4 separate regions of the Mus musculus genome follow, and all the other regions are linked to region 4. The links are chromatin loops, found by intact Hi-C in ENCODE. Cell type or tissue: left cerebral cortex. All regions are shown on one strand.

Region 1 (8,000 bases), 67 kb before region 4:
AGATGTTCACAGAGACTGAGCTTGCATTTTGCTGACAAACTTCACATTTCTGGGTTGATGCTTACATAGCTGTATCTTGGAATAAAGCAAATTGAAAAGGGTTAAAATCTGTAGGAACTATCTCCCCTGTAGCCCACAGGAAAGTCCTCTTTTTAGAGGAAAGGGTTTGAGGGAGGTCAGGAGCTGAGCATCAGATAGAGAAAAAACACCAAGTCCTAGGAAACAGCAACGGTGTCAGAGCATGGCCTGTTCCTTGTCTAGTTCTTCTGTTAAAGAACACAAACTTCCCATACCTGTTTTGTAAATTTAATGAATATTTTAATATAGATCAGATCATCCTGGGTAAAAAAAAAAAAAAAAACCATTGACATCCCTAGAATCAGACTGTGCCATACCTCAGCCCTGCTGTTTACTAGTTGTGAGACCATGTGCCTCTTAATTTCAGTTAAACGTGAGCGAGGTCAAACAGGATAGATCAAGTGCCAACACTGGTCCTGGCATATTTCATGGAACATTAGACCAGCTTATGGGCACCATCACTGGGTGATGACCCAGTAGGATTGAGTACGATCCAATAGTCCTTCCTGCTGACCATTCTTACCTCGAGCTTTCCCTGACATAGCATTTGTTTTAATACCCATACAGAAGCTGTTTAGGAAAAAGGGAAAATTTAAAATCTATCTATTAAAATCTATCTATCTATCTATCTATCTATCTATCTATCTATCTATCTATCATCTATCTCACAGTTTGAAGTATGTATAGGTATCATCAAATTGGAAAGTCATGAAGACAGGAGCTTAAGGAATTAAGCCATCTGTAGTAAAGAAACAGTGAGGCAGTTGTTGGTGGCACACACCTTTAATCCCAGCACTCAGGTAGAGGCAGGCAGATCAGCCTGGTCTAAAGATCAAGTTCCAGGACAGCCAGTGCTACACAGAGAAACCTTGTGCTGGGCTCATTTTTCCTTTGTAATGAGATAGGGATGTGATTCTAGAGGATGGTGCGACCCACAGTGGGCAGGCAGGTCTTCCCATTTCAGTTGGCTTATCCAGATCACAGGCATGCTGAGCTAAGTTTTTCTAGACTAGATCTCATCTAGTTGACAATAGAGAGTAATCATCCCTGAGCAAATCCATTTAAATGTCCCAACGACAGTGAAGTCTCCCTCCAAGAGCTTCTCAGAGCTCCAGACGTTTCTTTATCAGCATTATTAAAATTAATTCATATTTTTGCCTATCTTATTATTGTTATTTTTAAATTTTAAATTAATGTCTTGGTAATGAGAGGGAACTTTGTTTACTTTCCTGACCTCTGTGTCCAAAGTTTTGGTACTTTTTAATTGAGGGTCATAAACTATTCATGCATTAAGATAATCAATTTTAGCCAGAAATAAGCAAAGAAGAAACTGAATACAGTAGGAAAGGGAAAGAGCATCACACATAAGGAATTATTAAGTAGAACTGCTATTTGTTTCAGTATGGATGTGCCTATATAATACACACACACACATGCACAGATACCATACCCACATACACACCCATGCAGAATATGTGTCAAGTGGCCTAAAACTACAGCTAGCACCAAACTCTATGATATATGTGTGTGTGTGTGTGTGTGTGTGTGTGTATTAATAAGAGATTAGCCACAATAACTATTAATGAAAAGAACAGTTATAACAATGTACTGAGATAAAAGTTATGTAAAAGTTATGCATGGCATTTTTACCATCTTGAACATGGGCTTTCCTTTGGGGGGGTTGATTTTAAATTTCTGCTTACCCCCTTTTTTTCCTCTCCCCACGTTCCTCCCCTGACTCTGTTATGGCTGTCCTTGGATGATTTCAGTGTTCCTTGTTTTGTCTCTGTGTTTGTGTCGTGTGAGTTTAGAAGTGTATCTATTTCATCTTGGTGTCCAGCTTGGTGTCCATTTATCAACACAGTCCCTAGTCATCTTCTGGATTGCCTTGGAATCTGCCATAGCAACCCCCTTTCATCCCTGCTTTATCACCTTTGCTCTTCTCTAGAAAGTGAACAAATTCATTTCAATTCACTTGAGTAGGGCTTTATCAACATTGCTGATCTTTTCAAAGAGTCCAACCCTTCATGTGGGTGATTCTGCGATTGTTCCTTTGGTTTCTCAGTTTTTGTCTTATATTTTATTATTTTTTTTGACATCTACTAAGTTTAGTTTTGTCTTTATCTAATGCCTTATGGTACATAATTAGATTATTTTCTTAATCTCTGTGCACACACACACATACGCGCACACACACACGCAGAGACTCTGTTTTCTAAGGTGTATTTTACTATTGATTTCTAATCTTTTTCCACTGTAGTCTGAAAGAACATAAGAAATTAAGAAATTATTTGAATTAGACGATTATTAAGGCTTACTTTATGGTATAAAATGTGATAGATTTTAGAGACACTTTTTTTTTTATCTTATTTTTATTTTTTTCTTGTTTAGAGACACTTCAGTGTGCTGCTAAGAACAATGCACTCTGTTGCCTGGGATATTCTGTAAATACCCGTTAAGCTCAGTTGATATTTAACATAATTTAGTTCTGAAATTTCTTTACAGAATTTTAGTTTGGAAGACTTATCCAAATATATAAGTAGGTTATTGAAGTTTTATGATATTATTTTTTATTCTTTTAATTTTAGTATCTTCAGATCCCCAAATACAATGCATAAATAATTATTTGTATCTACCCTTTACTGATTTTCCCCTTCATTATATCTGCACTGCCCCTCTGACTAGTTTTTGTTTGGAGTCAACTTTATCCCATATAAAAACCATCTTGCCAGCTGGTTTATGATTTCTGTTTCTTGGTTGGTAGATTTCCACACGTTGACACTTAGACGATGTTAGACGTCTTTGCCCAATAAAAGGACTGCATGGAGAAAGTCAATGGCTGGACCTTGTTTATGAGCCCAGTCATTTAGTCCGTGTCTTTTCTCTGTTCTGTGAGATCCATTTGCACTTAAGGTTGTTACTGGGAGAATTTGGGTATTGCTTCCGATTTTTTTCGATTGATGCTCTGACTGGTATTTCTTCTCTTCCTCCACTCCCTGCCGTTATTCCTAGCTTTCAGTGTTGGACATGCTTGGCTCTGTCCAGGCGTCTCTGTTTCTCTGGTCCTCTCACAAGATGCTGTCTTATGTTCTCATGAATGCGGGCGCCTTCTTCCACATGCTGTTTTCTTTGAGACGTGTCTGCAGTGCCGGCCTTCATCTTATGAATTGGCTTAATCTGGGTCTGCCTTTGAATGCTCTCAGTTCATCACCAGTTGTAAGCGCTTACTTTGCTGGGTGTAGCAATTTTAATAGGCAGTTACTTGCATTCTGGGCTTGAAAGATTATCAGTGCATGCTTTTCCAGCTTTTAGTGCCAGTGAAGGAACTGATACTACTCAATGCTTCTGCACTTGCATGTTACTTTGTGTGTTTTCTTGCAAATGTTAGTATTTTTCATACATACATATACACATATCACACACATATCTATACACACACTTCACTGTTATGTTATGTTATGGAAAGGTTCTTCTTTGGTTATGTCTATTGACATTCTCATTGTCTCTTGTCTTTCATGTGTGTTTCATTTTTGTATGTTTGGAGAATTTTATACTATAATTTCAGAGAGAGTCTTGCTATTTATAGTCAGCCCAAGCCGAACTGACCCTTCCAACTTTCCTACCTTGGTCTTCTAAGAACTGGGATTATAGGCAGGTGTCACCATGCCTCATATCTGTGACTTTTCATTTATTATAATCAAGCCACAATAGATTGGGGGTAGCTGGAACATCATAGGATGTGGTACTACTTCCCTGAATGTCTCTAAATTTGTTAATATTTTATAAAGCTCATTAAAAAAATACTGTAATGGATCTTCTTCAAACCTGAAGCTAATGTCCATTTGCCTTTAGACACTAGCCCTTTTCTTGATCTTCCTCTTTTTGGCTATTACCCCATAATCTTGGGCATGCATGTGCCCGCACATGCACACGCGCACACACAAATGCTGCTAATCAATCTCAAGTTGTAGTTTTTAATCCACTCACTATCAATGCAAAATGGAAGCTAGAGTGGTTTTTTCCCCCCTGAAGTTTATTACTTTTTACAATAACTTTTATTTGTAAAAATAAAAAGGTAATTATATAATGAAGTAACTGCTCTCAAATTTGAGGATATAAAGACTTGTTACCAAATTACTTCAGAGAAAAAAATTCAGCATGTACCAAACAGTAAACATAAAACAATACCACTACAACCACCAAAAAAACCAAACCACACCAAACCAAACCAAACAAACCCCCCCAAAACAGAATTCGGTAGCCCCAGTTACTCACAACAGACCCAGCAAAATAAGATTACCCACGCACCCCCATGCAATGCAGCATATGCACCAAGCCGTCTTCTGCTTCAGCCCTTGACTTTCATCTTGGGGAGTCTGAGGAATTTATGGCTTGGTGCATTTGATGTGGCACAGTTCCACATGTGAGGGACGGCGATTCGGATAGCGCGACAGAAGTACGTGCCAAGAATAATTGGCTTCTGTATTGCGGAACAGCTCAAATACTATGTGTATCACAGGATGTAATTTGGGTGTACAAAATGCCCAGAGTTCAAAGTGCTCTACTCCTCTGCAGTGGCAAACTGAGCTTCCTGTTGGCTGACTCCTTGGGTTTGCAGTAAACAAGCTGGGCGCACATAGAAAGAACACATCCATTTAGTAAGAGCCTTCACTTGGTCCGGCAGCTGCCGCACATTAGTGCTGAGATCTCTTCTCCCCGGCTTCTTCCCTCTCCTATTTGCCTCTCATTTCTTCTCTTTCCTACTTTTCACCTTTCCTCCCTCCCTTCCTTTCCGTCTTCCCTTCTTTTCTCTCTTCTATTGAATACGATAGTTTCCTTTCTTCACTTCTACCCTGTATGAGCATTCTCAAGCAGGTTTCCTGCTTGAAAACCCATGAAGCTCAGATAAAAAACACGTGACCTGCCCCCCACCCCCACCCCTTAAGCTTTGATGGAGCAAGCTTGGGAAGGAATAGGTGAGCTTGTATTTTTAACTGGTAACCAAAGTGAATCTCTACGCAGGCTACTGGGGCACACGTGATCACGTGTAAAAGCTTTGGCGTAAGATGACTGTGGTTTTCAAGACAGCTCTGTGACTTTGAGGAAGTCACCTTGGAATTCCTGAGCTCTGATTTTCAGTTTATAAAAGGGGGGAGGACTGCCTAATGGTCTTGCTGCGAGGGCTTCATGAAACAGCATACGTTCAGCATCCAACAAATGTCAGTTTCCTTACCTCATCACAGTGCATAACTATGGAAGAGTCAATTTGGAATAATTCCAAAGTAAAATAAAAGTAACGAAATTGGCAAAACTTAATTCGGTAGACATTTTTGAAGTTCTATAAAGTTAAGAACTCCATGCTACATGATTCAATTATATACGTCTGTGTACATATGATGAACATTACTATTCCCGTGTAACAGATTCGGGGATTAAATATTTACTGTGGCAGGTCCAGCTACTCATTAGAAGCCCCGTCTGATAATCTTTCTATTCCACCCACACCTGTGTCCTGTTTTGAACACTCTCTATTCTCCATGATGATGGCTGTAATGGTAGAAAGTAGAGTTCGTTTTCAAGTAATTCCTTTGACTCAAATCACCAAAATTATCTATTTCTGTGAAAAGGCTTTCACGAGCATGAATTATCTATTTCATGAAAATTAGTATTAAAGGACATTGGTTCTTAAGCTCAAATGTGCCGAGGCCAGATGAGAATTATAAAGGGAGACGCTGTGGACTGTAAGGTCTGGGGACCATGGGCAGATGGCAGAAGCAGCCTGTTCCATGGAGGCAGCTTCTGATTGGCTGAAGGTAGGGCTAATTGAGCAGAGAGCGTGGTTCCCTTTGTCAAACCTTTCTTTCTTCTTTCTCTTTGAGAAAAGAAATGTGAAATTTAATGTGAGCTTTCCCAATTTTTAAACAATGTGTGTGAGCCAAATAGTCCACATCTGTGGGCCAGCTTTGGCTTAAGGACTGCCAGTTGGCAATTTTGACCTAATTACCCTTAATTCTTCACTTCTTTTGACCTGATAAATTGTCCACTTAAGTAGCTTAGACATGTAATAGACCCTCTGAGCAATTGTACTTGGCTCCCTAGGTTTAGAAAGTTGGTTTTCTCAGAACCCAATTAGAGGGGTACCATTGCAGACACCCAGAACCCAAGAACATCCAAGTACAAGATCACCAAGTACTTTGCAGTGAGAAGGCTACTGAGAAATGTCCTATTTGTCTGTTGGGTTCACTTTCTTCCCATCACTCAGCCACTGTGGAAACAGAATCCCAGTTAGCAACTGCTTTGGCATGCATGGAGTCAGAAGCCAGGAACTTAATGACTCTGACGTGTTTCCCTCTATTATGTTTTGAGACTCCTCCCCCCCCCCCGGCTGTAATGATGGGGTACCCCACGTCTCCCATATATGCTAAACACACTGGATGAGAGTTCCATGGGTTCTACTGTCACCTGCAGCTGACAGCTTACATCCCATTGGAGGGGATAATGCTATTGTCTATGTCAGATTTAATATCACACAGAGTTGTAAGTTCACATCTGATCCTGGGGTTTCGACCTCCGTGCTTGGGCGATTTCCAGATTATCTGCATTTGCTTTTTTAAAGTAGTCATTTGATTCAATTGAGAAGTCTGATTACTAAGTTCATTTTGTCAAATTCAAGATGGCATTGATTGTAAGCTGCATCTGGGTTTTAGAGGCACAGGCAGGACAGGCATGCATTCTAATTGTATTATAGGAAACTCAACTAGATGGGTACATTTTCATGTTAATACTGAGCATTCCCTTATATTTAAATAAACATAGGGTGGGGAAAAAAAACCAACCAAACAACACCATGGCTGACTTTGTCATTTAATTGAAACGTTATTCTTGTATTCATCCCCAAATATGACTCTGGAATGTCAAATATTTACCTCTCAATGAATCTCTTTTTTGTCTTATTGGATTGGTTGAGCAAAGCTTTCCTTCTTTCTTTTTGAATACTTGATCATTAGAGTGGCTATGCCCTTGATCTGTGAGGAAAGGGCACTTAGGACCAGAGTTTCAATTGGCCTAACCTCACCTTGTCCTTATAATTAGCCCTAAAGTAAAAGAATTTGGGGGAAATGACCCTTACATAGTACAATAAGCATTTTCATGAATATGAGAGTAACCACACAGGGAGAGATCCTAAATCTCTACTTCCCTGGGACTTTATTATTGAAAATCCTGCAGGAGGTTTAAGCATGTATTATTTGTACAAAGGTCATTTAGTGGGCTCCCACAGTTATGTAAATATTGTACCTATAGTCATACAACAAAGGGGATAAAAGGAACTGCCCTCTGATGACGTCATTAGGGAGAGAGGCAAATCACCCAAGAAAGGCAGGAGTTTTGGGACCAGAGACTAAACCCTTCCTCAACGTTTGGTCTGCTTTAGTGATAAGGGGATGATGCCATTAGCATGTATTCAGGGAATAATCCATGCTATTATCTAGAGAGCATAGTGATGTGACAATCCCTAGATGGCATAATGCTGTGGTGGGGGTAGGGCTGGGGCAAGTGGGACCCCAGCTCAGTGAATGCCTCTAACTATGCTGAGCAAGACTGATTTGTATGGAATAACTGATTTCCATCAAAAGATCTGCAATATTGAAGCCCAGGGTTGTGTCATCCTAGACGTCTGGGAGACCTTTGCCATGGACAGGGAAATATGCAGATAGTCCATGACAAACACAGAGAAACTTGTGTGCTAATTGGCCATTCTTTCACCTCCACAAGTTTAGAATGAAATTATATTTTGACAGCTGAACATTCTCTGAGGTTTTGAGACACTTTGGAGAGAGAGTTTCCAGGGAGAGAGACAGGATTTCCTACAGAATGGGTAACTGTAGGCCTTAAAGAGTAACTGAAAGGGAGGAAAGAGATAT
Region 2 (8,000 bases), 81 kb before region 4:
CTGTATTGGATAGGTAAGGGCTAATGATCTGTTGACAATGAGTTCCTTTCCTCTGATACACCAGTCCAGGGCTAAATCACAAAGATGAATACCCTCCTGTGAGTCATACATCCTTCTCCTCTTACAACGTCTGGCTTCCCTGATTCACATCCAGTCTAGAACTTATGCAGATGGATTTTGGTTTTGCTTGTGAAATCTGGACGAGCCAACTTAAGCCTAGGTGACCACCACGTGTTTCTGAGTTAAGTCTTATGACAATTTTATATTAAACTATTAACTGCAAAGGGGGAAAGGCACTTTTGGATGGATGCAAATCTCATTATTAATAAAAATGAGTTAATTTTCCGGCTGCCTAGTCTACAGTGAAATATATTTCATGGCAGTGATTCTCAGCCTGTGTGTCATGACCCCTTTTGGGGTCAAATGACCCTTTCCCAGGGGTCACCTAAGGTAACAAGAAAGAATTGTATTTACAGTACAATTCATAACAGTAGCAAAATTACAGTTATGAAGTAGCAATAGGAGTAATTTTTATGGTTGGGGCCATCACAACATGAGGAACTATAATAAAAGAAATTAGCAATAGGAAGGAAAAGTTGAGGACCACCGGTTTATGGGATGGCTCAACATCTCACAAACAATTAGGATTTCCAGAGTCCAAGGTCTTTAATCTGGATCTATCTTTCGGGTGAAGGAATGAAGCTAGCTTAGTGCACACAATTCATTAACGGTCAGGTGAACACTGACAGTTTGACTCAGAGAGAGCTCGCACAGACCAGTTTCTAAATAATCCTTGAAGGATTTTTTAAGAGCACAATTAGGTTTTACATCAACTTGACATCTAAGAGTAATCAGACACTCAGTGCAGAATGCATTCCATTATGTTTTATGAAACTCATAATGCAAGGCTGATGCTCTCATATTTGCTTTAGATAATTAGTTTCTCAGCAGAAAATAAAAAGTCTTAAAGGAACAGTGTTCTCTAATTTCAGTGGCACGGAAGAGCTGACTCTTAGTGCCAGGGAGAAAATATCACCTATTCCTTTCCTTCTCCTTTTCCAAACAAACAACAAAGCCTTCATCCAAGCCATTATTCTGTATTGGGTTTCTCTTGTGTGCCACACCTTGTGACAGACCTCAGTAAACATCCTCTCTAACTCTTTAAATAACCCACAACGCAGAAGCCTTCATTTCTACTTAAGAGATCAGAAAACGGTGGCTCACAGAATTAAGAAAGATTCTGAAATGACACAGTAGCAAGTGAGTTCAAGCAAGTCTCCATCTAAGGTCCGCCTGCCCCTAAAGCCAGCATTTTTCAGCCCTGCCACATCTCTCCATTCTGAACCAGAATAAGATACATGTGCCAAGAGCAAAAAGCATCAGGGGGAGATTCATGGAGGTAGCCACAGCCCTCCAAGGAAGAGGCAAAAGTTTTGGGCAAAGCAGTACAAATACAGGTCACCAGTCAAGCAATGACATGAATTAGGGAACAAGTCAATCATAGTATTTAGTCCGTAGCAGTAGGGGCTGGCTAGTACACGAGCAGACACTGGGTCTGAGCTGCCCATGGATTTTCTTTTCTTTTCTTTTCTTTTCTTTTCTTTTCTTTTCTTTTCTTTTCTTTTCTTTTCTTTTCTTTTCTTTTCTTTTCTTTTCTTTTCTTTTTTTTCTCTCTCTCTTTCTTTTTCATGTATTTTAGAATCCAGGAAAACTTACCATTTCTTTCCAGAACTCATCAAATCGATTATTACTTCTGTTTTGTTTTGTTTGTTTGTTTGTTTTTGAGACAGTCACACTGTGTAGGCTAGACTAGCATCTTCCTACCTAACTTCCTGAGTGCTATTATCAGCAACACATCCAGCCCTGCCTCTTATCCTTTTAAGATACGTGGTCTGCATGCATGTGTGTGTCTGTGTGCATGTGTGTGCCTGTGGATGTATGTGGACACCAGACAACAATCTCAGGTGTCCTTCTCAGAAAAACCATCCAATTCCTTTGGGGGCAGTGTCTCCTTTTGGTCTGGAGTTCATCAACAAAGGGAGACTGGCTAGCCGTGGAGCCCCAAGTACCTTCCTGTCTTTATCTCCCCTAAGCTAGGATTGCAAGCACAAACAGATGCTACCACACCTTGAATTTTAACATGGCTTTTGCAGATTTAACTCAGATCCTCTAGCCCACAGTCAGTTTACCAACTGTCTCCCCCACCTTCATCACACACACACAACACACACACACACGAAATACAGAAGGAAAGAAAGAAAACAAGCTTAAAAATAACATTTATTTTATTTTAAAAGATCAGCACTGGAATACCATGACAGTGTGAGCATTAGTTTTTTATCAGTCTTGTGGGGGTAATGACTGTGTGATCTTGAATACACCATACAACCGTCTTTGGGCTTCAGTACCTCATATGAATGCAGAAGGGTTGAGTGAAGTACAGGCTGGCATCCTTCAGTGTCAGGATTCTAAATATTTCTACACAGAACTAATAGCTCTACCTTGAGGTGTTAAACAGAGTTTCTTCTGAACAGTTGCTCCTACTAAGTTGGTTATAGGCAGTTTGGCAATCTTAGAGAAGTGATTGTACCAACATTTGATTCATCTGTATTGATGTCAGACAGGCAATGCCTGCTTAGATTAGGTGTTCACCATCCTGCCATGCTAAGTGTCCTTGGGTCTTTACAGCCTTCCAGTTGAGCTATAGCCAAATCTGAAATCTGAAGGTAGAGTTGAACCCTAATAAACTTGACTGCAAACAGAGGCTGTTTCTTTAGCAGCATAATAGCAGTCCGCAGCTCCCGGGGAGGAAATGAATAACGAACTTGAACTTAGAACCTAGTGCGTCCCTTGAAAGTTGAGCACGTCAGTGAGATTTCTCCAACAGTTACACTGACAGTAAAATGTTCAGTTCACAGTGATACCGTTTTATACTGAGCTATGGTTATTTTCTTCATCCCCACAATCTTATTTCTTAAACAAAATGTTTATGAAAAGGAAGGAAAAGGTGTTCACTGCAGTATGAAGTCAATATGGTTCTGATTCAGAGAGTAAAAACCAAGATCACTTCAAGGACTGAGCCTGCAACACAGTATAAGAAAATAATCTTCTATCAAAAGCTTTAGTGAACCCTAAAGACAGACCAGGAGCAGGGTTGGCTGGCTTCCATCCTGGGATCAGAAGCACGGAACACGGATCTGCAAGCTGAGGGAGGTCTACATTCTACTCAGCAATCTTGTCCCCTTTGGGTCCTTGAAGGAGAGGACACTAGAGGACAGGATCCTAACTGACAAGCCACAGACTAAGGCGGCTGCTTTGCAGAGCACAACTCTGGCTTGCTGGAACGAAGGAGCCTTGCCTTGCTGAAATCCGGTCCGCGTTTTGCTGAGAGCCCAGACGCTGTGAATAAGAGGAGCCTCTGAGGGCTGGTTTCTGATGTCGCACTCGGCACGATAAGAATGCCATTGACGTCAGCAGAGTCATCATCAGGGAGAATGGCACCCCAGCTCTTGAAACCACACCAAGCAATTGCAGTGCTTTTGAAAATTAAAAGCCGGTGCTGGGGAGTGGGGGCGGGGAGGGAAAGGCGCTGAGGGGAAGCAGTGGCTCCAACCGAACTGTCTTTCTTTTGTGCATTTCCTGTATTTTCAAAAAGAAGAAGAAAAGCAGACACACAGTGCTCCCCTGAGCATGCACACACACACACACACACACACACACACACACACACACACACACACACACAGCTGCAGGGGCTCCTTCAACCTAAATGAGAGCATTAAGGAGAGATAAGGAGGGACTAAGGGAGGAAGAGGGAGAGAGAAAGAGGGAGAGAGGGAGGGAGAGAGACAGAGAAAACAGAGAGAGAATATGATTTTAATTTGTTAACATTTCTGAATCCAGATAAAACAAACTTTGCCACCCAGCTGCTGGACAGAAGCCCCGAGCCACAGGGGAAAACATCAGCCAATGAGAACAGAATTGCTGAACCCAAACTGATAGCTTACACTGTGTGTCCACACACAGATTACAAGAGAGGAATTAAACACTTCAAAAGAGCTACTGCAAAGTAAACCTCTCCTCCCCACACTTTCCACCACACACACACACACACACACACACACACACAGACACACACAGACACACACACACAGACACACACACACACACACACACACACAGACACACACACACACACAGACACACACACACACACACAGACACACACACACACAGACACACACACACACACACACACTATTCAGAGCTTTTGAGTGTCTGACTGAAAAAAACTGACAAAAGTTGAAGGTTTGGAAAGGGTCCGCGCTAGGCTGTGTGATGTCAGCTTCCAGAGGCAGTCCTAAGAACATCACCTCACGCTGAATTCAAAGGCCACCTAGTCTGGAAAAGGTCTTGGAGTTAGGCAGACTTTGAAAACATTTTTTTTTTTTTTAAATGGCGAAATGTGACTCTTAGAAATTTCCCATTTAACCTAATCCTTTTTCTTTGCCTCTACCGATTGTAGGCAGGCTCCACCCTCACCTCCCCTAGCACTAAGAGAAGGAGATAGCATGGGTTTGATGATATCAGCAGCCCCGGGCCACATGCTTTATTTTACAGCATTGATTGGCAGCTTCCCAAGTCCATGGGATCTTTTGCTGACCTGCTTTTCAGATCCGTATCTCCCAGTCACACCAGAAAGAATCCCTTCTGAGCCTGGGAAATGTGAGCCTCGGAAACAAAAGGGCATTTGCACTAAAGCAGAATCTGGCAGAAAGCATGGGTTTAATAAATTGCATCATGTGAAAGTTCCCTGTCAGATGCACTGGCAGCAGAGAAACAGGCACACGCATGCGGGAAGGGAGCTCGCTCCTCATCCAAAGACTGAGTTCCTTTTGAAAAGGAAGACGCGATAAACAGCATCTCTCTCCAAAATATACATTATACATGCATAATAGAGAGAGCAGCGTGTGGAACATGTACATCTAGCCTGTCTTTCCTGTGAGAGCAGAAAGAGAGAGAGCTAAGTACCCATAGAGGGATTTGGGCTGTGTGTTATCAAAGGATATCATATATCTAGAACTTGGGTCATTTGGTTTAGTTTTTGTTTTATTTTGGTTTTTCGCTTTGTTTTGTCTTTTTAAAAAATCCTACTAGTACGTACACTTAATAGTGGGATTGTTTTTCTTCTCTCCTTTCCTTTTGCCCTGACTCTTTCCTTCTTTTCCTTCTGCTCTTCCTCCTTTTTCTTTCCTTCCCTCTTCCCCTAAAAATATGAAAAAAAGATAATCCCAAAGCTTTTAGTATGTGACAGAGGCATAGACATGTGGTTCTCAACTGTGGGTCACGACCCCTTTGAGGAGACAAAGGACCCTTTTATAGGGCTGCCTAAGACCGTTGGAAAAAAACATATTTACATTACAATTCATAACAATAACAAGACTATAGTTATGAGGTGGCAACTAACATAATTTGGGGGGGGGAGGGGTCACCACAACATGAGAAACTAAATTAAAGGATCGCAGCATGAAGAAGGTTGAGAACCATTGCTCTTAGACTGAGCCTCAGAAGATCAGAGACCTGGGTCATAAGCATATAAAAGGATGTGCTTGTATATTGTGGCAATGAAGTGAGGGGGGCAGAGCCAGAACTTCTATACAATACTCCTTACCTTCTACAAGGATAGAAGGCACAACGTAAGTGTTAACTACTATGTCCATTCCCTTCAGACCATTTCTCCCTTTAATCTTGACCAAAGCTGCATTGCAAGCTTTCTGACCTGCCTTCCTGGGTTGATCCTGATATCTGTGCCTGTCACCCTAGCATTCTGCCCTCCTGCTCCTGTCTATGACACTCAGCTATCCCTCAATGAAACAGTCTCCTCTAGAAGAAAGCAGTGGCATTCTTTCTCTGGTCTTTTTGACTTTGCCACCTTCCTGGCTCAGGCACCACCCGGACCATACTTACAGGGTCGCATTCTGGTACCAGGGTGAGCTGCCCTTTGCCTCAGGCAGTGGAGCAGGAAGCTTGGAGCCCCCCAGAGTCTGGATGTGTTTAGGATCAGGCTCAAATGCTTGGAACACTAATTTGCAACAGGAAATGCTGGTGGGCTGGTTGAGGGACAGGAATTAGCAAATCGTCTTGGCAGTCAACTGTAGGAGGAAGCCATGTCTGGAGATCCTTTAGGAAATAGATGCATAATAGTAAAAATCCTTTTCAGGTGTGTTAATTTCCTTTGTGGACAGAAATACCCTGGACTTCGGGTTTGTGATATTCCATATTTATTATTATTATTATTATTATTACTATTATTATTATTTTGGTCTCTCTTTTCCCTAAGGTTTGGCTTTACTTCTTGGGGAACACTTAAAGATATACATAGTGAATTTGATTATTGACAGTACTCTAAGCCCGGCTTAATAAGCCATGGAACAAAATAGCTCAAGCTCCTAGAGTGACTGTAAGCCAGCCCTGGCAGCACTGAGAGCACCGCGGCTTTGGCTACACATATCTGTAGTACGAGCCTTTCCTCAGTATTTCAATTCTGCAGCAGAACCTCGGAAGCACCTTAGTTCTTCACACAGTAGGCAAAAGATTTTGGAGAACCAAGTAGAAATGTTTTACTAAAAATGCAAGGATAAGAGCCCCCTCCCCCTCAACCCCATCCCCAGCCTCTCTGTTAATACATAAAGAAGTAGAAACCTAGAAATCTGTTACATGGACTTACACAACACACTTTGGGGGCAGAGCCAGAAGCTGTGTTTACAATAAGAAAGTTGTTTTCCCTGATCTAGGTTTACATGGTTATTCTATGCTTTTCCTGGGTTCGAGGGTAGAATATTGGTTGGCTCAGAGATTGTACTGTCTAGGCTGACCGTCAACTTGATTCAAGCTAGAGTCGTCAGAGGAGGGAGCCTCTGTAAGATTCCTGCCAGAGGGCATTTTCTTAATTAGTGACTGAAAGGGCACCAGTCCATTGTGGGTGGTGCCATTCCTCTGGACTGGTGATTCTGAGTTCTATAAGAAAGCAGGCTATGCAAGCAGGCTGAGCAAGCCTGTAAGCAGCACCCCTCCATGGTCTCTGCATCAGCGTGTGCTCCAGGTTCCTGCCCTGCTTGCGTTCCTGTACTAACGTCCTTAGATAATGGTGAGGAAACATAAGCTCAATAAGTCCTTCCCTCCCCAACTTCCAGTTTTTGGTTCTGCTGTTTCATCACAGCAATAGAAACCCTAACAGAAATTATGGAGACACTGGAAAGCAGTATACAGACTATGTTATTGCCTACTTATACTATACAAATGAGAAAGCCAATACTTTCTCAAATAACTTGCCGAAGGTCACTGCTTATTATGAACAGTAAAGTCAAGACTGCAAGCCCAAGTCTTTGGTCTTGAATTTCTGGGCTCTAAGTTTCTTCATTAATGAACTACGTCCAATGGGCCTCTGTACCCAGAATTTCTAGCTTTACAACAACATTTCCTGAATAGGTAGTATTAGAAAGCACATTGACTGGAGTAGAGCTTTAGAAATGAAGGTAAAACCCTTGGTTCAATGCTAATACTAAGACCGCCCATGTAAAAAGCAGGAAACCGGGCAGCTAATGTTTTTCAATGGATTGGAAAGGCCACACATATTGGGATGAATAGTTTGGTGACAAGAAATAACAGAAAGAGAGAGTTGGAAGAATGCCCCCGGGATGTAGGCACACAGTGGATTATAAGGGAGAAATGAAGGTTACCTTCAAAGAGGTTTTTGGCTTTTTTTTCAAAGCCTGAGTTGACAGATAGTAAATATCAAAGATGGATTGGTTGGAAAAAAATTAAGCAGACAATGCTCTGGAGGTGATTTTAGGATCAACCTCACTATTGGTCATTGTCAAAGAGAAAAGAGTGTGTGTGATGGAGAGATGGAGTCCTTCACCTAAGGCACAGAACCGGGCTAAATCGATACATACTTTTGAGAATGCCCTTCCTGATTGAGCTTTAGAAATTAGGTGCAA
Region 3 (8,000 bases), 680 kb before region 4:
CTAGGACTTCAAGTACAATGTTGAATAGGTAGGGAGAGAGGGAACAGCCTTGTCTAGTCCCTGATTTTAGTGGGATTGCTTCCAGCTTCTCTCCATTTACTTTGATGTTGGCTACTGGCTTGCTGTAGATTACTTTATCATGGTTAGGTATGGGCCTTGAATTCCTGATCTTTCTAAGACTTTTATCATGAATGGGTGGTGGATTTTGTCAAATGCTTTCTCCACGTCTAACGAGATGATCATGTGGTTTTTGTCTTTGAGTTTGTTTATATAATGGATTACGTTGATGGATTTCTGTATATTAAACCATCCCTGCATCCCTGGGATGAAACCTACTTGGTCAGCATGGATGATTGTTTTGATGTATTCTTGGATTCTGTTAGTGAGAACTTTATTGAGTATTTTTGCATAGATATTCATAAGGGAAATTGGTCTGAAGTTCTCTATCTTTGTTGGGTCTTTTTGTGGCTTAAGTATCAGAGTAATTGTGGCTTCATAGAATGAGTTGGGTAGAGTACCTTCTGCTTCTATTTTGTGGAATAGTTTGTGAAGAACTGGAATTAGATCTTCTTTGAAGGTCTGATAGAACTCTGCACTAAACCCATCTGGTCCTGGGCTTTTTTTGGTTGGGAGACTATTAATGACTGCTTCTATTTCTTTAGGGGATATAGGACTGTTTAGATCATTAACCTAATCTTGATTTAACTTTGGTAGCTGGTATCTGTCTAGAAACTTGTCCACTTCATCCAGGTTCTCCTGTTTTGTTGAGTATAGCCTTTTTTAGAAGGATCTGATGGTGCTTTGGAATTTTCAGGATCTGTTGTTATGTCTCCTTTTTCATTTCTGATTTTTGTTAATTAGGATGCTTTCTCTGTGCCCTCTAGTGAGTCTAGCTAAGAGTTTATCTATCTTGTTGATTTTCTCAAAGAACCAGCTCCTCGTTTGGTTGATTCTTTGAATAGTTCTTCTTGTTTCCACTTGGTTGATTTTGCCCCTGAGTTTGATTATTTCCTGCCGTCTACTCCTCTTGGGTGAGTTTGCTTCCTTTTGTTCTAGAGCTTTTAGGTGTGTTGTCAAGCTGCTAATGTGTGCTCTCTCTAGTTTCTTTTTGGAGGCACTCAGAGCTATGAGTTTTCCTCTTAGAAATGCTTTCATTGTGTCCCATAACTTTGGGTATGTTGTGGCTTCATTTTCATTAAACTGCAAAAAGTCCTTAATTTCTTTCTTTATTCCTTCCTTGACCAAGGTATCATTGAGAAGAGTGTTGTTCAGTTTCCACGTGAATGTTGGCTTTCTATTATTTATTTTGTTATTGAAGATCAGCCTTAGTCCATGGTGCGCTGATAAGATGTATGGGACAATTTCAATATTTTTGTATCTGTTTAGGCTTGTTTTGTGACCAATTATGTGGTCAATTTTGGAGAAGGTACCATGAGGTGCTGAGAAGAAGGTATATCCTTTTGTTTTAGGATAAAATGTTCTGTAGATATCTGTTAGATCCATTTGTTTCATAACTTCTGTTAGTTTCACTGTGTCCCTGTTTAGTTTCTGTTTCCATGATCTGTCCATTGGTGAAAGTGGTGTGTTGAAGTCTCCCACTATTATTGTGTGAGGTGCAATGTGTGCTTTGAGCTTTACTAAAGTTTCTTTAATGAATGTGGCTGCCCTTGTAATTTGGAGCATGGATATTCAGAATTGATAGTTCCTCTTGGAGGACTTTACCTTTGATGAGTATGAAGTGCCCCTCCTTGTCTTTTTTAATGACTTTGGGTTGGAAGTCGATTTTATTAGATATTAGAATGGCTACTCCAGCTTGTTTCTTCAGACCATTTGCTTGGAAAATTGTTTTCCAGCCTTTCATTCTGGGGTAGTGTCTATATTTTTCTCTGAGATGAGTTTCCTGTAAGCAGCAAAATGTTGGGTCCTGTTTGTGTAGCCTGTCTGTTAGTCTATGTCTTTTTATTGGGGAGTTGAGTCCATTGATATTAAGAGATATTTAGGAAAAGTAATTGTTGCTTCCTATTATTTTTGTTGTTAAAGTTGGCATTCTGTTCTTGTGGCTGTCTTCTTTTAGGTTTGTTGAGGGAATTACCTTCTTTCTTTTTCTAGGACGTGGTTTCCATCCTTGTATTGGTTTTTTTCTGTTATTATCCTTTGAAGGGCTGGATTTGTGCAAAGATAATGTGTGAATTTGATTTTGCCGTGGAATACTTTTGTTTCTCCATCTATGGTAATTGAGAGTTTGGCTGGGTATAGTAGCCTGGGCTGGCATTTGTGTTCTCTTAGTGTCTGTATAACATCTGTCCAGGCTCTTCTGGCTTTCATAGTCTCTGGTGAAAAATCTGGTATAATTCTGATAGGCTTACTTGACCTTTTTCCCTTACTGCTTTTAATATACTATCTTTATTTAGTGCATTTGTTGTTCTGATTATTATGGGTCGGGAGGAATTTCTTTTCTGGTTCAGTCTATTTGGAGTTCTGTAGGCTTCTTGTATGTTCAAGGGCATCTCTTTCTTTAGGTTTGGGAAGTTTTCTTTTATAATTTTGTTGAAGATATTTGCCGGTCCTTTGTGTTGAAAATCTTCATTCTCATCTACTCCTATTATCCATAGGTTTGGGGTCTTCTCATTGTGTCCTGGACTTCCTGGATGTTTTGAGTTATAATCTTTTTGCATTTTCCATTTTCTTTGATTGTTGTGCCGATGTTCTCTATGGAATTTTCTGTACCTGAGAGTCTCTCTTCCATCTCTTGTATTCTGTTGCTGATGCTCACATCTATGGTTCCAGATTTCTTTCCTAGGGTTTCTGTCTCCAGCATTGCCTCACTTTGAGTTTTCTTTATTGTGTCTACTTCCCTTTTTAGGTCTTGGATGGTTTTATTCAATTCCATCACCTGTTTGGTTGTGTTTTCATGCAATTCTTTAAGGGATTTTTGTGCTTCTTCTTTAAGGTCTTCTACCTGTTTAGCAGTGTTCTCCTGTATTTCTTTAAGTGAGTTATTAAAGTCCTCCTTGATGTCCTCTACCATCATCATGAGATATGCTTTTAAATCCGGGTCTAGGTTTTCAGGTATGTTGGGGTGCCCTGGACTGGGCAAAGTGGGAGTGCTGGGTTCTGATGATGGTGAGTGGTCTTGGTTTCTGTTAATAAGATTCTTATGTTTACCTTTCGCTATCTGGTAATCTCTGGAGTTAGTTGTTATAGTTGTCTCTGTTTAGAGATTGTTCCTCTGGTGATTTTGTTACCCTCTATCAGCAGACCTGGGAGACTAGCTCTCTCCTCTGAGTTTCAGTGGTCAGAGCACACTCTGCAGGCAATCTCCTCTTACGGGGAAGGTGCACAGATATCTGGCATTCGGACCTCCCTTCTGGCCAAAGATGAAGGCCCAAAACAGGACCTTTCCCAGAAACTGTGTTGCTTTGGCCTGTCACAGAAGCTGTTAGCTTCTGTAGTCCACACTCTCACCTGTGCAGACTACTTTTGGTGGAGTCCCGGATCCAAGATGGCTCCCGCCGATGCTGAGACAAAGTTCTCCCGGGCCAGGCAGACACCTGTCCTCTGGCCGGGAAGGTGGCCAGATGTCTGGAGCCGAAAAGGGGACTGCCTCAGAAGCTCTGTGGCTCCTGCCTGTCCCAGAAGCTGTTAGCTTCTGTAGTGCACACTCTCACCTGTGCAGACTACTTTCGGCGGAGTCCCGGATCCAAGATGGCTCCCGATGATACCCATCTAATGACTTCTTTTGTGATTGGGTTACCTCATTCAGGATGATATCCTCCAGATACATCCATTTGTCCAAGAATTTCATAAATTCATTGTTTTTAATAGCTGAGTAATACTCCATCATCCTTAGTGAGGTAACCCAATCACAAAAGAAGTCATTAGAGGTCCCCCCCTTTTTAAAGCTGTCTGTTCCCAGCTTTGACTGTGTCATAGAACTTGCTGTGGGTAGGATGCTGAAGCACGTAGCTGAGATCAATGAAGGGGTCACTGATGGCAACAATATCTATTTTGTCAGAATTGAAAGCACCCTGGAGACCAGGCACCTAATCTGACTAAATCTTCTCACTCTAACCTTCACCATCCTGTCTCATGGGTGAGGCTGGCATTTCAGGAGACGAAGCAGCTGTCTCTGGTAATGGGGAGAACTGGAGAACCTAAGACTTCACTTTAGGGTTAAGTTAATAGTTGAAGCTCAAACAGGCAGAGTTCATGAATCCAGGTAGTCATTCAGACTCTGGGGCTATTGGAGTCGGTGCTTCTGGGAGTCTGTGAATCGGTAGTCCAGGGAAAATCAGGGGGGAGTCAACAACCGAATAGAGAGAGTCATAATTCTCCATTTACATTACTGAATACATATATAACAATACAACTCATATTTATTGTATTTCTGTCCTTTCCATACAGGGTGTTTTAGATTGCAACAATATTGTATTGTAAGTAGATTCCTACACTAGTGTTATAAACAGATTGATGAAGACAACACTGTGGGCCTGCATCTGAGCCGTCTTGTGACCTAGTATGGGCTTTCAACTAGATTCTAATAATAAAAAACACTTACCACATATTTAGGTATCTCTAAGCGATTGTTTCCCTTGATACAAAGTGGAGAACACTAATACAGGTTTTCATGAATTGTTGGCCTTCTTTGTTAATTCATGTAGTTCTTCGAAATGGCCACTAGATGGTAGTCTTTAGTTAGTATTGTCACCTCTGCTCCATGATAGGAGCTTTGATTCTAACCAGAAACATTTTGTGTGTTCCTGACGCCCTTTTCCTCAGATGGGTGAGGCAAAGGGCAAGGACTCCGTGTGGTTCAAGAGTCTTCAGTCTTGAATCCTTAAATTTTCTTCTTCGTAGACCTTACTTTCGGATACTATTTATTGAACAATTTTATTTGTCTCCACTGTACCTTTAAGTGATGACTCTTTGAAGAGGGTTGAGGTCTGTACTTACAAGGGTCAAAAAGATAAGAGTACAAGGATAATATGTCAGGCGAAGAACAGGGACGATGAGCTTCGGGATCTGCTGTCACCCCAAGTAAATCCCAGAATTCCCCCGAGCTCTGCAATCATTCACCATCTTAGCTAGAGTTGCCGGACATTGATGCACCGTTGCCAAATACATGTGTGGTCTCTCTGGACAATCGGAAAAAAAAAAAAAGTTTTTCCTCTTCTGTGCTGAAGCCTTGTGATTTTTTTTCCCCCTAGCAAAACCAAACCCAGTGAGCGGCAGTTAACCCGCACTGGCTGTTTGCGCACTGTGTTCCAAGGGCTCTCTCTATTTGTCATGAGTCATCCAATTAACGTCAACTGTAATTATTTCCTCTTCATTTTCCCTTTCCACTGTTGAGTCTCCCGAAGTCACCAATTTCCTTAACTAATTTTAATATCGAAACCTGCATTTCAGGTTCTCCTACTTCACACAACCAAGAAAAAAAAGAAAAAAAGGAATGAGATGCCCTTTTCGATTTTACCCTGAGGTAGAGCAAATCCTTTGACACATTCTGAGAATTCTTCCTGTTCAGTTTTATCATCTGTCCGTACTTCCTTGAAGTTCACTTATGGCTGAACACACGTATTTGCATACGGACTCTCATAAAGTCATTTTCAGTAACTCTGCAATTGATAACTCTCCCAGATAGACACATAGTCCAGAGTTACCTGTTGATCTGTTTCGCTGCCTAAAAGGAGGAGGGCAGCAGTGGAGACAGGACGGACTCACCTGGGGGTAAATGTGAACTTTGGGGCCTTGAACAACAACAGGAAGCTTGGTTTCTGGCTGCTACCACATTAAAACTAGTTGAGGTTTTTATTGTTTGTGGGCTGTGGAAATTTTATTTCCTGGCGTCTAGTAACAGTTGGCGAAGATCCCCATTACCCTCACTGTGAGAAGAAGCCCCATGGTCACTCCACAGCTATTGAGAGCTGCTACACCCCCTCCTGCCCCACCCTGCCCTGCCCTGCCCTGCCCCACCCCAACCCCCCTTCCGCCGCCCAGAGACACAGCTGCCTCCTGACCACCGGAGGCTCCAGTTGGTTTAAGCAAGATTAGTTCAGCTTTGCTTAGCGAAGGGTCACTGTCTAGATCTGTCTTTTCCACACCAGAGAATCCCATGGTGGATTCAATGCCCTCACTCAAATTTCCCAGCCACCAGCCAAGTTCCCTTCTTGTCTCCTCCCCCACAAAATCTTGTTTGCACTGGACGTGGCAGTTATGCGTTATCGGGCTTTTTGATGGTCCGAGGAGCTCTTTATATTCACAAGCATTGCGCAATGGAATGCTATTTAGACACCCATGCTCTTTACAAGCAAGCTAGCATCTGTTTCAACAGCAAGTTGCTTGACCGTTTTTTTTTTTTTTCATCCCAGAGTTATTACAATCTCTCCCAACTCCTTCTCACTTAATGGTTTTTAGCTTCTCTCATGGTGTTTCTGCTCCAGTCACTTTTTGACTCCCCAAACTGCACAGATACTAAAAAAAAAAAACAAAAATAACCAAAACAACAGCAACAACAACAACCCGCTTGGTGTTTTTTAAACAGTACCAGGGGTCTTCCTAGAAGACACTCTGGGATACGGGTTCCCTGCTTTTCCTGCACAGAATGAGATTGGCCAAACTGGATTTCATCACCTGGCTCACATTTCATCAGGAAATTCTACTCAAGCAGTGTTAACATTCGCTCATCACGTCACAAATAATAATTGACCACCTAATTATAAAAAGGAAGGCATTCACTGCTCCGAGTATCAGGGGTGGAGAAAAGGCCTATGTGTCTGTGTATAGTTTTGGGCTCTAATAACCCCTACGAAGGAAGAGTATGTACTGACTTGAGAATCTGTTCCATGAAAAATGTTAGTTAGCTCGGCTGGCAGAATAGAACGCCACAGGCTGGGTGGTCTAAGTAGCCTACATGCATGTTTCTCTTGGGTCTAGAGGCTGGCAGGGCCTGCCTGCACAGCCTAGTCCTCATGAGAGCTGAAATCCTGTTTGGTTTTGTTGTTGTTGTGTTTGTTTGTTTTACCTCCTAAGCTTCCAGAAGAGCTTCTGCATTGTAAGCAGACTGGTCTCTGAGTGTCTCCGGGTGCTTCCGCAGATATACGGTCTCTAAAGTCAAGGAGGGAGCCTCAAGTATTCACAGAGCCAATTCATATTGCTAAAAGGTCCATAGGGAGACTCTCTAATGTTTCACTCATGGGTGGGTTAGTGGTTTCAGTAAAACTAGATACAACTCCCCAGGGACATTTATTTGATTGTTAAAGGCCTGCTCCGTAACTTGTCATATGGTTGTTTAGTGCAGAGCCAGCCCGTTCAGCATGCTGCCTTCGATTCTCTCTTATAGCATGCCACGATCATAGTTGCAGCATATCCGGTTTCTCCGGTTTCTCATTATCGGTATCTTTTCCTCACGGCCAGTGGGATCTCCCACTTCCTCTCGCAGAGTCTGACTCTCCAGAAGCATGCAGCTTAGTTGATCTTATCAGACACTACTTCCCCTACATCTCTAAATCCTGGGCTTTACCTCCAGTAGTCCAGACCACAGCTCAGGTAACAAGTGACCAGGGAGTGGCATCCTGATCCTGGAAACCAATTCCGAACCATCAAAGACAAGAGGACACAGCGAAACGTACGCAGACGTGATCTGATGCCGTGGTGACGTGCCCAAAGCAGGGTACGCCTTATCTTGAAGCAAGCATCAGGAAAGAATAACTGCTCGTGAGATCTTTGGAGCTTCTCTAGCCATAGACACATGTATGATTAAGTTTGATGTTTATATCTGATACTCTACTGCCTTCCGTACACCGGAAGGCTCCATTGTGAGCGAGAGAAAGAAAATTACATAAACAGAAAGTATGGTATAGAAGGAAAAAAAGAAACAACCCCACATTTAATTTTTTTTTTTGTTTTAATGCTTGCCTTTAATTTTGGTTTGTGCCTTTTTAAGTTGGATCTACTGTCTGTCCATAGGTAACATCTCCATGGTAAGCTTTAGCATGGCAGGT
Region 4 (8,000 bases):
CACAAATATTGAGTATTACTTATACCCAGGAGAGTTGAAGCAGACGCCTGGGTATGGCACAGCTCAGGGTGCCTTGAAGAACACAGAATAACAGAACCCACCGATGTTTATTGTTACTCCACAGCTGCCTGTGACACAGCCCTTTTGCAGTCCACGTGGAGTTTAGCCAATAGCGTTTGGTGGGGCATTTTCCTCTCAGTAGCCCCTCAAATGAAGCAAGATTCGCACAGTTAAATAGAAAAGTTTTCATATATATTTTTAAGTAGGGCCACAGCATATACGACCCCCTAGGGGGCACTCTATTAATGAATGCAACCTGTGTTCTTGGTAAAGGCCACTATTAAACTGGTTCGCTGTGTTTGGCCAGCTAGCTGCCGATGGCATTTAGGTGTGTTGTTTGGTGGGGTGACTCAATTTCCTGTAGGATAGCTGGCAACTCCACATTGAATTCTCCCACTCGCCAGGGGAGGAGGGATAGAAAGGTCAGTTAGGCCTTGTCTTAGAACAGTGGGGTTTAAAATGCCTGAACTTGAAGACATAATAATGACCCTGAAAAACTGTAGCTTGTCACACTGTCTCAGTCCCGGAGTTTGAAAGAAGTAAATTCTAACGCGACAAACCCAGCATTGGTTTTATAAACGAAATTTGTTTATTCCGCCGTATGTAAATATTCTCTCAGCAGTATGTACAAATGCTGGAGGTTAATTTCATTCTTTAAATACATAGAGAGCATGTGGAACATTTTTGAACGTATGTATGTGACCTTACTTGATTTCTGATAGTCAAAATGGCTAAGCCATGACTTCAATATAAACTGGATCTTTGGCAACCAATTGCTCCTCACGTTGCTATACCACCCACTTAAAGGCAAAGCCCATGTCTAAGTGTCTTGAAACATTAAATTGAAACTTTCCGGAGTTACTGTTTCTCATAAAAAAAAAAAAGACTGAAATATAATACATAGAGCCATATTCTGCTAGGTCCGAGGTCTGAATTCTACTTCTGATTTCAGAAAGCTTTCATGAAGATCGCCAAGGTGGGGGTAGGAAGTATACGCCACACACTGGGAGGTCCCCTGGAACTCTTGCTTTCTCAGAGTCGGGTGGCAGAAGGCAGAGACATCAAGTCTTAAAGATGTGCAGAGAGGATGTTTGGCTTGGGATAACTAAAAAAAAAAAATGACAGGAGATGGATTCTACACAATAGCTATGCCTCTGACCGCACGGCATATACAAACTATGAACGTCTCACCTGGCTTTATGTTAATTTCCTCCTTCAATTTTCTGACTGCCTGTTTTACATAGAGAAGGGAGGAAAGCAGAAACACCGGAACTGTATAAGAAACAGACCACCATGGCGTCCAGTCAGTGCTCCACTTACATATGGAATGGATTCAGTATTTTGAAATATTAAACTAGTGTTTCAGCGCTCTAGGTTGTGGGGCCACAAAGGACTCTCCATGTTTGCGCATCTTTCTTTTACAGAGCCAACTTGTAATATTTTGCAGTTTTGTGATCAGGAAAAACCAAACAGATAAACTATTTAACACTTACCTTGTACAGTTATCTTTAAGATCGTCTCCATTGTTAAAGAAAGAAACATCAACTTTAAATTTCAATTCAGGAGGTTTAAGGAATTGCTGACTTAAGGTCTCTTTAGAGATTAGTGAAGAGGGGACGCACAATTAGAGGCAAATTTCAATACTCAGCAGTCAAAATGACGAGCATACAGTTCAATAATGTCAGAGAAGGACAAGCCAAGAAGCAAGTCTCACACACTCTAAAAGTTACTGAAATTTTTACAAATGTAAGGAAATCTCAGAATCCTGAGATTCAACCCACCGCATTCTTTGTCCCGCCTGATAATTAATGGAGCCTACATTGGGGCAGAACTTCTTTCCCCCACAATACTGTAGATCAGAAGGGGAAAAGGAGAACCCCACCACTTCACATAAGGCTTTTCCTTTCTCCTGCCAGTTTTGTAGGCTAGACCCCTGGGGTTTCAACTTTTCTCTTTCTGAAATAAGATTGCTGTTCAGTTTCGGAACTGACCGGCTTAGGGAAAGTGGCCAAGTTCCCTGCGTCAGCTTTTATCAGCAGAACCCATTGCCCCATAGTTCTGACAGTCCATTTCGTCCATAGTGGGCAGAAAACAGACTACTAGACTTTCTGTCTTGAGCCCCAAGTCTAGGGTGTTCTTGTGTTTTCTGCAGAGGAGACACCCCAGCAGGGCATGTGTAAATTCCCCTTGCTCCTTGGTTCGTTCCCATTGCTGTTCCTTTAAGGTAGCTCTAGGGTAATTCTGAAGGTGAAATGTAGCCTGTTGTCACATTCTAAGGCATTCTGTCCCCACAACATTATGGTTTGTCTGTTTACATCTAACCCAAATTTTAGAGGGGTTGGCTGGATACTGACAGTCTGTCCCCAGTAGAGACGATTTTATTCCCACAATTCCCTTTGAGTAAGTAAATCCTAACCTTTGGGACACAAATCCATGGAAACTCGCAAACTTAAATTAAACCTGCATGCAGAAAGGGTAGTGCCTGTCCTAAGTCACCTTGCAACCCAGGACAGCAGGGCCTGGCAGGCGGCGCTGGGATAGAGGGCCCGGGACTCCGCTGTGCACCCCAGGGTCCCCCGCGGGGCAGGTGCGCGATTGCACGCGCCTGCGCGCTGGGGGCCAACCGAGCCCCGCCTGAGCCCCGCGGGGACCCCAGGCGGCGGGCGCTCCACGCCGGGTTTTCCGCTGCTCTGGTGCAAGACAGCTCCACAGCAGCGCTGCACACACACACACAGATACACACACAGATACACACACAGATACACACACAGATACACACACAGATACACACACACACACACACACACACACACACACACACACACACACACACACACAAACACACAGATACACGCGTGCGTGGCTGCGCCTCCCTCCGGGCTGCGCTTCAGAGCAGCGGCGCCGGCTGCCTTGGGGCGATGCCGCGGCGAGGTGGCGGGGAGGGCGGTCCGGACGGCTTATTGCAACTCGGAACCCTTTCGTAAGGAGTCGCGGGGGAGCCAGACAGCGCCGCGGGGCCGCGAGGGGCGCAAGGGGGAGTGTTCCCGGAAAGCCAGCATGGAGCGGCGCTGCGCCCGCCCGCCCGCGGACTTGAGCGACAAAACAGGAAACGGCGGCCGCAGCTGATTCATTCGCTTCGCGCGTGGGGCTCGCGGCAGGCGGCGGCGTGGAGCCCGGGGCTGCGGGACGCGGACGTCCCGGAGCCGCTCGCCGGTCTGCGGGGCGAGCCCCTGCTCCCACCCCCTCCCCCCGAGCCGGCCACCAGGGGCAGCATCCCAACGCAGGGAAGCCCGTGCTCGCGCGCCACTGAGAATCCGCCCGCCGTCCCCGTGCCAAAGTTGGCCTTGCAGCACTTTGCGCCCCTCCCTGGAGGCTGACCCGCGACGTCAAGCTGGAGCATCTCAGCCAGCCTGAGCCCGGCCCCACTAGTCCAACCTCAGCCCCCCGCGCGCCGCCGGGCCCTGCAATATGAAGGAGCAGCCCTCATGTGCGGGCACCGGGCATCCGAGCATGGCGGGGTACGGCAGGATGGCCCCCTTTGAACTCGCTGGTGGTCCCGTGAAGCGCTTACGAACTGAGTCCTCCTTTCCCTGTCTCTTCGCAGAGGAGGCCTACCAGAAACTGGCCAGCGAGACCCTGGAGGAGCTGGACTGGTGTCTGGACCAGCTAGAGACCCTGCAGACCAGGCACTCCGTCAGTGAGATGGCCTCCAACAAGGTAAGCCCCTGTTCTGGTTCTGGTGTCAGTGACGCGGCTAGACTGCTGTTTCCCACGCTGGGGAATCACCGATCCCTGTGACCTGGGGAAATACAGAGAAAATTTTGTCACGTTGACTGCAAGTTAGCTGTTCTGCTCCTCTGGAGGGAGGTTCCTGTTTGCACACCTCTCTTCAGGTAGATTAAACATTTTATTTGCAAAACCAACTTTGGCAGAGTTCGAGTATCCCTAGGACGAAGGGTCCTTAGAGTGACATTTTGCCCTTGAAGCAGAAACCCAGTAGGGTCTGGTGGTGGCGTTGCATATCATCAAAGGCACTGCTTAAGATTGCTTGTTGGAAAAAAGCGTTGCAGGACTCAGTGAAGGCACCAGGACGCCACCTCCTACCTCGCTGAAACTCTGAAGAGTTCACTGAACTTGCAACCCTCACTCCCATTTCTCTGGTTCTCAGGGTACCTTGGGAGGATGGAGCCTTTAAATATTCTGTTCCCTGTATGTACCATCTGCAGAGAACAAAGTTCGGAGGGTCTTATGCTGCCTTTGTCTCCTTCGGTCTTGGAGAACAGGTCCAGGTTTCTGAGGTCATTTAGCCGCCACTAGGCTTCAGCTGGGCATTTGTGTCATGTGTGCCAAAGCGCTGCTGGTCTTGGCAATTAATGAAGTAACCTTCAGCATCAGGCAGCTGTTAAGCAGCTTGGGAGATAAGGTAGAATACTTCCAGAGTTACATGTAAAACAACAAAATCATGTGTTTTACGTCTTCGGCTATGCAAAGAAATAATTGAGATTATGTGTTTTTTAATGACCGGGTGGCCTAGGGGCCAGGGAAGGAGGCTTCTACGTATTTGATGCAAACGGCCGAACGAGTCAATCAGGATCTGTGGCAGTTAGAAGGAGTTGTCTCTGTAGACGGTTCTTGTAGTTTTGGACACCTCTTTACAAGGTCAAGAGGGTGGTGACATTTTGCCTCTTGTATCCCTGTCTGTCGGTGAATGATGCTTTCTTTTTTTGGTTCTGTTTGCTCAGCATGGTTTCTTTCCCACCTGCTTTATTTCTCATGCAGAATATATATATATATATATATGCCTTAGCTTGTCAGGCAGCCATGGGATTGTTGTATCCAGAACACTTTTCATAGAGTTAGCATTGTTGCTGAAGTGAAAAGTTGGCCTTTAACTAACCGGGCTCCCCAAAAGTACTAGCTCACCGGTTTGTACCATATTGATAATCAAATCTGCATTCTTGCCCTTTTATTTTTCCCCCTGTGGTCATCTGGGCCTCATTTCTAAATTCAGCTCGGCTCTTCATTCCAATGACAGTTACTGCTTTCTACTAGGACTATTACCTCCGAGAAGCAGCATTGAGTGCCATTGTTCTCCTAGGACTAACAAGCTGTGACATTTGTTAAAATATAACCTTATCTTTTTATAATTTGCTTTATAAAGCAGAAGACACATGCTGAATATGTCCAGTGTCTTAAGCGCTGAGCGGGCCGTTATCGGTAAGCCCGTGTTCTCGTATCTCTTGTATAAATGTGGCAAGAGACAGATCAAACTCTGAAAGCCCCTTGGCCAGATACATGCATTTGCCTGTTATTTCAGCCTCATTTGACAATACTTTCAACATAATTTGACCACACTTTGCATGCACTTTCCCTAAAATCCATATTCTCGATGGTGAAACCTGCATTTGAGTTTAATAATTGATGTGAGATCGAACAGCATCGTGACTTAAACTGTGAAGTGACTTATGTCTGTGTTTTAGACTGAAAACTTTATGTCACAGGGATTGCTCAAAATAATGCCTGTCTTTTATAGGCACCAAATTAGACAGGGCTGTGTCTTTTTTAAAAAAAGAAAAAGAAAAAAAATCTTCATTGAAAAAAGTTTTCAGACTTTGTAATAGCTACTACAGGATCCTATGGGAGGTGGGTTAATTTGGCTGAAGTGAGATAAAGGAAGAGTTCTTCACAATTCTTCAAATTTTGCAATTCTTCAAAATGCATTCAGCTGTGCTGATGCCTGGTGGTCAAAGGATCATTAACATGACACATTAAATATTATTACTTACATATATAATATTGTACATTATATATTATAAATACTAAGTACGTTTGCCCAGTTAACTATTGCTTGAAGTTTTAGCGTCAAAGCCATTCATTGCCTTATGAATCCACTCATTCCTAAACCCTTGAGCCCCTTTCAGAGATGAGAAAGTTAGCTTAGAGAAAAAAGAAAAGTTCCTGAGAGTGGTTGTAACGTCAGCCTTCTACTTAATAAACAAGCCACTTCCACCCAGTGATAAAATGTGTTGGAACAACTGGTCAACCAAGGGCTGGGAGAGACAGCCTGCCTTCATTTTGGCTGGCAATGTGAACAGCTTCCTTGGGCTATTATATCTGAGTGAATGAGTCTGGCAAGTTACTTCTTGGTTGATAAATTTATTGCCCTATATTCAGTTAATGCAATCGACTCATTTTTCTTTTGCCTTGAAATATCAGGATAGTATTCTCCTCTGTGGAAGTTTTAAACATTTTTTTCCTAATATTAAAAACACAATAATGCACGAATAAGACGTCTAGATTTTTTTTAAACTGATAACAGACAGGATCTATTATGGAGGTGATTTGGCAGGCAGAAAGCGGGGAAGCCAGATCTTTAAGCCTGCTAACAGAGAATTCATATAGTTAAAAGATCTCAATAAAAAGAAATTGGCAATGATTAGTAGCTTTAAGGTGATGTCTAGCAGACAACATATTTTCTGTGTTGCTGTCACAGTGTACACAGACTGCTTGCTCAGGACAAGAATATGGTTGAAATCTTGGCCAAGGCAAGGGGTGGCTGTAACACATGCTAGATGCTTGTATTGGAGGCGTAAGAGATTCCAGATGGCATTTAATTTGAGTGATTACATCTACAGCATTTACTCTCAAATGCACATTAATCTGCCTAAGAGTTGTACAGATTTCCCTCCCCACCCCCATCCCCTACCCCGGAACCAGCAATTGAGGGCAATTTCAGTGAGGCCTCAGCGCTTTAGAGGCGGACAGACCTAGAAGTTCACTCTGTGTTTTATTCTCTTCTTCACTGAGTTATTAAAAAAAATCATAATGTAAACTTTTTAAGCTACACTTTCCTTTAGTATAATCTGAGGCATAACAATAACCATTTTGAAAGGGCAATATAAGAGTTTGGGGTCAAGTTTTCTTGAGTTCCTTTTTTTGTCTGAAATATTCGATTTTATTAGTTTACTGCACAAGAGTAATTTTTGGTAGAAATTCTATGTGTCATAGATTTTTGTAATATGTCTTTATCATCCACAAATAGCTAGAATAGTTTGAGGTTCTAAGGAGATGTCCAGGCATTTCTTAAGTTCACATTTAAATTCCAGATAGAATGAGGTGTTTTTCTGCTATACTGTAGCTGGAAATATAGGCCTTGCTAGCCTTCAAGACATACATATGTATGAGTCTGGGGGGCACATTGCTGTCCTTCTATACAGATTTTGCAAAGCTAAAATACTTTCAAAGTAAAATACTTTAAGATACTTTCATGGTGTTTCTGGTCACACACACACCCCAAAGGGGTCAGATAAGGGTTGGGAGGTGTCTGCATGAGAGCCGGCAGAAGTCTGGTCCCCGGGGTTCAAAGAAATTTCTGTTCCAACCTTGCAACAACCCTCTCATGATCTAATAATGCTCATTTTACTGCGTCTTCCATGTAAGATCAGTGATGCTTGCAGGAGAAAAATGAAATCCTTTTGAAATAGCCCTAAAACATATCAATCTAAAAATACTAGCTTGTGTCTGCTCTCACATTTTGGGGGCAGTTTGGTAGCTCAGCACTCTTGAAAAGCACTGGGCTTTCCAGCGAACTGTAACTTGGTCTTGAAATTGGGATTCGAGCATCCTTTGCAAAGACTTAAGGTTTTTCCGTGGCTCCCTTCAAAGGCACCCACATCGGCTTTGCACACGTAGTGACGCGTTCTCTGTTAGTCTTAGTTTGTCTTTTTGGTCCATTGCTGCTCTCTTCCTCTGCTTTGAGAACAAATTAAGCTTCTCTTCTGGAGCCTGGTTCTTCTCAACTATTTTCCCACTGGCTCCCCCTGCTGCCGTATGGGTGCCAGCGCATAGCACAGGCTAGCACTTGCTGTTGACTTCAGATAACGGTTTTCTTCCGGCCAGGAGGTTTGCAGGAAGGAAGATGGGTTGTTCACAGCTGTAGC

The links. Peaks named below come from ENCODE experiments on the same cell type or tissue, not always from the same donor. Only the 100,000 strongest peaks of a DNase experiment are listed, where the experiment ranks them.
Region 1: a loop joins it to region 4, with 2.1 times the contacts of the local background. A loop is called at or near these places in 26 of 42 quality-filtered maps.
Region 2: it touches region 4 in a loop (5-fold over the local background); 27 of 42 quality-filtered maps call a loop at or near these places.
Region 3: it touches region 4 in a loop (8-fold over the local background); 10 of 42 quality-filtered maps call a loop at or near these places.

The regions. Positions count from the first base shown.
Region 1 is chr13:109,833,071-109,841,070 of GRCm38, forward strand. The region is part of intron 7 of Pde4d (phosphodiesterase 4D, cAMP specific); the gene reads left to right. Among named protein-coding and RNA genes, the nearest start is that of Mir1904, 67 kb to the right of the region's middle. In left cerebral cortex, no CTCF peak of the experiment used is centred here; a DNase peak (open chromatin) is centred at 4,588.
Region 2 is chr13:109,819,132-109,827,131 of GRCm38, forward strand. The region is part of intron 7 of Pde4d (phosphodiesterase 4D, cAMP specific); the gene reads left to right. Among named protein-coding and RNA genes, the nearest start is that of Mir1904, 81 kb to the right of the region's middle. In left cerebral cortex, no CTCF peak of the experiment used is centred here; DNase peaks (open chromatin) are centred at 3,412, 3,955 and 4,774; H3K4me3 peaks cover 1,556 bases; H3K27ac peaks cover 2,499 bases.
Region 3 is chr13:109,224,677-109,232,676 of GRCm38, forward strand. The region is part of intron 3 of Pde4d (phosphodiesterase 4D, cAMP specific); the gene reads left to right. Among named protein-coding and RNA genes, the nearest start is that of Mir582, 96 kb to the right of the region's middle. In left cerebral cortex, a CTCF peak has its summit at 4,676 (motif pointing right); a DNase peak (open chromatin) is centred at 4,741; H3K4me3 peaks cover 734 bases.
Region 4 is chr13:109,899,913-109,907,912 of GRCm38, forward strand. Pde4d (phosphodiesterase 4D, cAMP specific) reads left to right here. Exons shown (of 17, transcript NM_011056.3): 8 at 3,665-3,777. Mir1904 (microRNA 1904) reads left to right here and starts at 3,897; the gene lies at 3,897-3,976. In left cerebral cortex, CTCF peaks have their summits at 288, 3,224 and 7,896 (motif pointing left); DNase peaks (open chromatin) are centred at 2,315, 2,784, 3,118, 3,392 and 2 more places; H3K4me3 peaks cover 2,505 bases; H3K27ac peaks cover 987 bases.